Regions from separate parts of the Homo sapiens genome. Here region 2 is linked to region 1. The links are chromatin loops, found by intact Hi-C in ENCODE. Cell type or tissue: HepG2. All regions are shown on one strand. Each heading gives the region's core, and the rest is flanking DNA. Links, peaks and the distances in the headings are about the cores only. Region 1 overlaps LOC105377444 (a long non-coding RNA gene). Region 2 overlaps LOC105377448 (a long non-coding RNA gene).

What was found. Peaks named below come from ENCODE experiments on the same cell type or tissue, not always from the same donor. Only the 100,000 strongest peaks of a DNase experiment are listed, where the experiment ranks them.
Region 2: it touches region 1 in a loop (9-fold over the local background); 2 of 110 quality-filtered maps call a loop at or near these places.

Annotation. Positions count from the first base shown.
Region 1 is chr4:137,731,611-137,734,523 of GRCh38, forward strand. The region is part of intron 1 of LOC105377444 (a long non-coding RNA gene); the gene reads right to left. Among named protein-coding and RNA genes, the nearest start is that of LINC02172, 190 kb to the left of the region's middle. In HepG2, for the core only: a CTCF peak has its summit at 1,734 (motif pointing right); a DNase peak (open chromatin) is centred at 1,741.
Region 2 is chr4:138,918,189-138,921,101 of GRCh38, forward strand. The region is part of intron 2 of LOC105377448 (a long non-coding RNA gene); the gene reads right to left. Among named protein-coding and RNA genes, the nearest start is that of NOCT, 96 kb to the right of the region's middle. RefSeq lists an enhancer at 1,110-1,169. In HepG2, for the core only: a CTCF peak has its summit at 1,118 (motif pointing left); a DNase peak (open chromatin) is centred at 1,103.

The DNA of each region.
Region 1 (2,913 bases), core at 258-2,757:
CAAATTACTTCAAACAGATGATAACTTAACTCTGATTATAAAGAAAGGAAAACAAGCAAAGAAGCAAAGAGAACACTAAAAAAAGTCTACTCTTTAATTCCATTCACCCTTCTTTTTGACGTTTGATCGTTTCTATATGTATCTTTTCATACTCTCTATATCTTAAAAAGTTGTAATTATTATTTTTGATAGGTTTGCCTTTTATTTATTTACTTTTTTTACTAAAGATATAAGTGGTTTGTTTACACACCACAATTACAGTGTTAGGATAGTCTGTCTTTTTTGTATACTTACTACTACCAGGGAGATTTCTATATTCAGATGATTTCTTTTTGTTAATTAGCATCATTTTCTTTCTGATTGAAGAACTCCCTTTAGCATTTTTTATAAGACAGGTCTGGTGTTGAAATCCCTCAGCTTTTATTTGTCTGGGAAAGCCTATTTCTCCTTCATGTTTTAAGGATCATTTTGCTGGACATAATGTTCTAGGTTGGATTTTATTTCCCCTGCACTCTTAATATGTCATCCCACTCTCTCTTCACCTGTAAAGTTTCCACTGATAAGACTACTACCAGACATATGGGAGCTCTTCTATATGGCATTTCCTTATTTTCTTTTAAAGCTTTTAGTGTCCATTCTTTATCCTTGACCTTTGACGGTTTTATTATTTTATGGCTTGAGGTGGTTTTATCTCGGTTGAACCTGCTTGATGTTCTATAAACTTACAGGACACAAATATTCATCTCTCTCTCTAGGCTTGGAAAGTTCTCTGTTATTATTTCTTTGAATAAATTTTCTACTTTGATCTCTCTCTCACTCTCTCCAATTTCTATAAAGCCAATCACTCTTAGATTTTCCCCTTTGAGGCTTTTTTTCTAGATCTTGTAGTTGTGTGTCTTTATTTTTTTTTCTTTTCTGTCTGTGTATTTTCATATAGCCTGTCTTCAAGTTTGCTATTTCTTTATGCTTAGTCAATTCTGCTTTTAGGAGACTGATGTATTTTTCAGTTTGTCAATTGAATTTTTAGTTCCAGAATTTCTGCTTGATTTTTAAAAATTATTATTCCAGTCTTTTTGTTGTGTTTCTCTGATAGAATTCTAAATTCTCTGTGTTATTTTCAAGTTCACTGACCTTCCTATAGACAGCTATTTTGAATTCTCTGTCTGAAAGGTCACATATCTCTAACACTCTAAGATTGGTCACTGGTGCTTTTATTTGGAGATGTCATGTTTCCTTTCAAATTCTTTTTTGTTTTGTTTTTTGAAACGGAATCTCACTCTGTCGCCCAGGCTGGAGTGCAGTGGCGTGATCTCGGCTCACTGCAAGCTCCGCCTCCTGGGTTCACGCCATTCTCCTGCCTCAGCCTCGCGAGTAGCTGGGACTACAGGTGCCCGCCACCACGCCCGGCTAATTTTTTTTGTATTTTTAGTAGAGATGGGGTTTCACCGTGTTAGCCAGGATGGTCTCCATCTCCTGACCTCGTGATCCGCCCGTCTCGGCCTCCCAAAGTGCTGGGATTACAGGCGTGAGCCACCGCGCCCGGCCTCCTTTCATATTCTTAATGCTTGTGGACATTTGTCAAGGTCTAGGCATTGAAGAGATAGGTATTTATTTTGATCTTGAGAGTCTGGGCTTGTTTGTACTGGTCCTTGAAAAGGCTTTCCATGTGTTTAGAAGGGGTTGAGTGCTGTGATCTAAGCCCGTGGTCATTGCATCCATATCAGCACTAGGGGGCTCCCTAAGCTCAGGAATGCTGCACCCTTAAGGGACTCCTAGAGGGAGCGGCAGGCTTGAGTAAGATAAGAAAGAAAATTCGTGAAGCCTTCCGTATTTTTTGGAAACCATCATCCTCAGCAAACTAACACAGGAACAGAAAACCAAACATCGCATGTTCTCACTCATAAGTGGGAGTTGAACAATGAGAACACATGGACACAGGGAGGTGAACATTATGAGAGCTGCTGGCAGTCCTCACAGCCCTCGCTCGCTCTCGGCGCCTCCTCTGCCTGGGCTCCCACTTTGGCGGCACTTGAGGAGCCCTTCAGCCCGCCGATGCACAGTGGGAGCCCCTTTCTGGGCTGGCCAAGGCCGGAGCCCACTCCCTTAGCTTGCAGGAAGGTGTGAAGGGAGAGGCGCCAGCGGGAGCCAGGGCTGCGCGCGGCGCTTGCCGGCCAGCTGGAGTTCTGGGTGGGCGTGAGCTTGGCGGCCCCGCACTCGAAGCAGCTGGTCCGCCCTGCAGGCCCTGGGCAATAAGGGGCTTAGCATCCGGGCCAGCGGCTGCGGAGGGTGTACTGGGTCTCCCAGCAGTGCCAGCCCGCCGGCGCTGCGCTCGATTTCTCACCGGGCCTTAGCTGCCTTCCCGTGGGGCAGGGCTCCGGACCTGCAGCCCGCCATGCCTAAGCCTCCCACCCCCTCCATGGGCTCCTATGCGGCGGGAGCCTCCCCAACCAGTGCCACCCCCTGCTCCACGGCACCGAGTCCCATTGACCACCCGAGGGCTGAGAAGTGCCGGTGCACGGCACAGGACTGGCAGGCAGCTCCACCTGCGGCCCCAGTGCGGGATCCACTAGGTGAAGCCAGCTGGGCTCCTGAGTCTGGTGGGGACGTGGAGAACCTTTATGTCTAGCTCAGGGATTGTAAATACACCAATCGGCACTCTATATCTAGCTCAAGGTTTGTAAACCCACCAATCAGCACCCTGTGTCTAGCTCAGGGTTTGTGAGTGCACCAATCGACACTCTGTATCTAGCTACTCTGGTGGGGCCTTGGAGAACCTTTGTGTCCATACTCTGTATCTAACTAATCTGGTGGGGATGTGGAGAACCTTTGTGTCTAGCTCAGGGATTGTAAACGCACCAATCAGCGCCCTGTCAAAACAGACCACGCGGCTCTACCAATCAGCAGGACATGGGT
Region 2 (2,913 bases), core at 106-2,605, 1.2 Mb after region 1:
AACAATGACCCACCTTCACCAGATACAACATTTACATGACCACGAGCACAACGAACTCTTCTGCTGTGCCTGCTTCTTTCAACATATTCGTGCTCACCATCAGGACTGGTAGAAACTAGAGTTTGTTTACAGCCATATGGGAGACCGTGGGTTTTTTCCTGAGTGCGATCATGGGGCATGCATTTGTGTGTGTCTGTGTGTGGTACTCAGCTCCAAGGCCTTGTAACAGAGATGATGTATCCCCATCGAAGAAAAATGACAGTCAGAATAAGAAGACGAAGCCAGTTTGTCACTTAATGCAAAGGCTGATTGTGCGGCAACAACAGCCTCACACTGGGATTGATTACAAACAAGATGACACTTCCCTGTGGGCTGCCTCGCGTGTTATTATAAATAAATACCATTCGTTTTAGAATCTGCATTACTGCAGAGGATAGATTATACCTCAGCGCCCTAGGTATACAGTAAATATCCCAGGGAGTACAATGGCCCTTCTCAACCCACAATAGGAGCCTCGCCTCATGTGACACAGTATCATAAATAAAATCAGGCCGTAGCACAGAGCCATGAGAACAGAAGTGAAGACAGAGTTTGACTGATGTTAGGGATTCATCTCCATGAAGGGCATGCTTTAAAGTGTGGTGGGATTTTGTTCCAAGCGGCCCAGGGGCCCTCAGTAGCTGTAAGGCATTTTTGATTTATCCCTGGCAGTGAAGCCCAAGAGAACCGCTCGATACCTAAGAGTATTTCCTGAAAATCAGAGTTCGGTTTTCAAGATGAAAATAAATCTGTTAAATTTTTTTGAATATCTCCTTGCCTTTGTCCCGACTGTTCCAAATCTGTCATCCTACGATCTTCAAATAAATAAATTATTTTAACCAAGAAATATAGAGCGACTGTTTTCTATTTATTTCTTTATGCCTTGCTTCAGTGCAGGGTTGAATTTGATCTGCCTGTGAGAAATATATATTTTTCATTTCCGGGGCTATCCACTCGTTTTCTATCTTCCTCTCTCCGTCTTCTCGACGTCTTCCTATCTCTGCTATCTTTCCTTCATAAGCACGGATAGGCGCTGGGAAGGCTCAGCCAATCCCCTTTTCAGGTGTGACACGAGTGCCCTCTGCCGTCCAGAATGGCGAACAACTCAGCATCCAGGCAGGTTCAGACCAGACGAGGAGATGGGGAAAAAACCTACAGCCGTTCTCCCATCTCTGGGCAAACACTGGACGTATTGTTAAAATGAATAATTTATTAAACCACAATTGTTTATTGACTGCTCTTTCACTATCTGCTTTCCAGTTATTAAACACATTCGCGGGGTGCTTGGGTGTCAGCCCTTAGCCGACTTGAAGCTTCTTTCTGAGGCAATGATGTTCCCAGCCCCCTTGCTTCTCTCCACACGAGACATTTTCGATCTCTTTTGTCAGGTCAGGGTCAAACTACAGTTGTTCTGAGATGACTTTATCAATTCTCAGTTGATAGACTCTAAATGAAAAAATGCCTACCGCCGCCCCGTCGCTACTTAAGAAGGAGGGTTATTTGTGTAATGTTCTGTCAGTCCAGCAGGATCTGTGACAGACGCAAAGAGTCAAGTGAAATAAGGGAAAAGAAGTTTTTATGCCTCTTATTAGTCTCTCTTCCTTACATCAAGGAACTGATGACATCCATCCTAGGATGTCCTTCCAAACTGAAAGAGGCACGGGAAGAACCGTCCCTCACTCCTTTCGGAGTAAGCAAGACCCGCTTTAAGTATTCGTGCTAATTCTCCACCCTTCACCCTGAGGGGATTCAATGTCCACAGCAGAGCAGGTGGGAGGGGGCCCTTGCCAGGAAGAAAATTCTCTCACTCCAGATTTGAAGGAAGCATCAGTCTGTACCCAGAGTGCCCCCTGCTTTTAAAGGGCAAACATTTCCACCATCCAGAATTGCAAGAAAATGTGCAGTAACCCAAAAATAAATCAATAAGGCCCAAGGCAAAGGAAGAAACAGAGATTCCCAAAATTGAAAGTGAGATTTTATTCTAAAACCCAAAATTTTTAAAAATATTTGATTGATACTGATACTAGACATAAGCACAAGAAAGCTTTCACCATTCCCTCTCTCTCTCTCTATCTCCTAAAATAAGACAATCATTTCATTTCCAAATAACTCATTAGGGATTTGTGTTTAAATGCAGAGACCTATTGCCAGATGTTGCCAAAATAAAAAAGAAAAACCCTAACAGTAAATAAAATCAGAAATGTCATCAAATTATTCCTTTCCCCAAACTATATATGACTTTCAAGGAAAACTCACACTTTGATATTCTCTGTCACAATATTAATATTCACAGGCTTAGCATCCAGAAGACACAGGCGAGACACAGGCTAGGGGGTGGGGAGGAACCCTGCCAGCAAGGTTTGCCCAAACTCAAGCATTGAGAAAGCGTGTCTGTAAGATACAGTACATATTGATGACAACTGGCACTAAATTTGAAGTGAATCTGATTTTCTGACCTGAGTGACAGCTATGGTTTTGCCAGGCATGTGACTGAACATGGCACAACCTCACTAAGCTTTGGTTTCCATGTTTGTAAAATTAAACTGATGCTTCTTCCTTCATGAAATTAAATATGAGTTCTTCTGTGTCATGTACACAAAGTACTTAGCACAGTTAGAGGTAGAGTAAACATGCAATACATGTATGGGACCCTTAGCTTTCTATTTTCATTCCCTTCTTTCCATCCTAAGCACCATACTTCAAAACAGGGTCAGGCCAGGTGTGGTGGTTCATGCTTGTAATCCCAGCACTTTGGAAGGCCAAGGTGAGTGGATTGCTTGAGCCCAGGAGTTCAAGAACAGCCTGGGAAACATGGTGAAACCCCATCTCTATAAAAAAAAAAAAAATACAAAAATTAGCCAGGTGTGGTGGCTC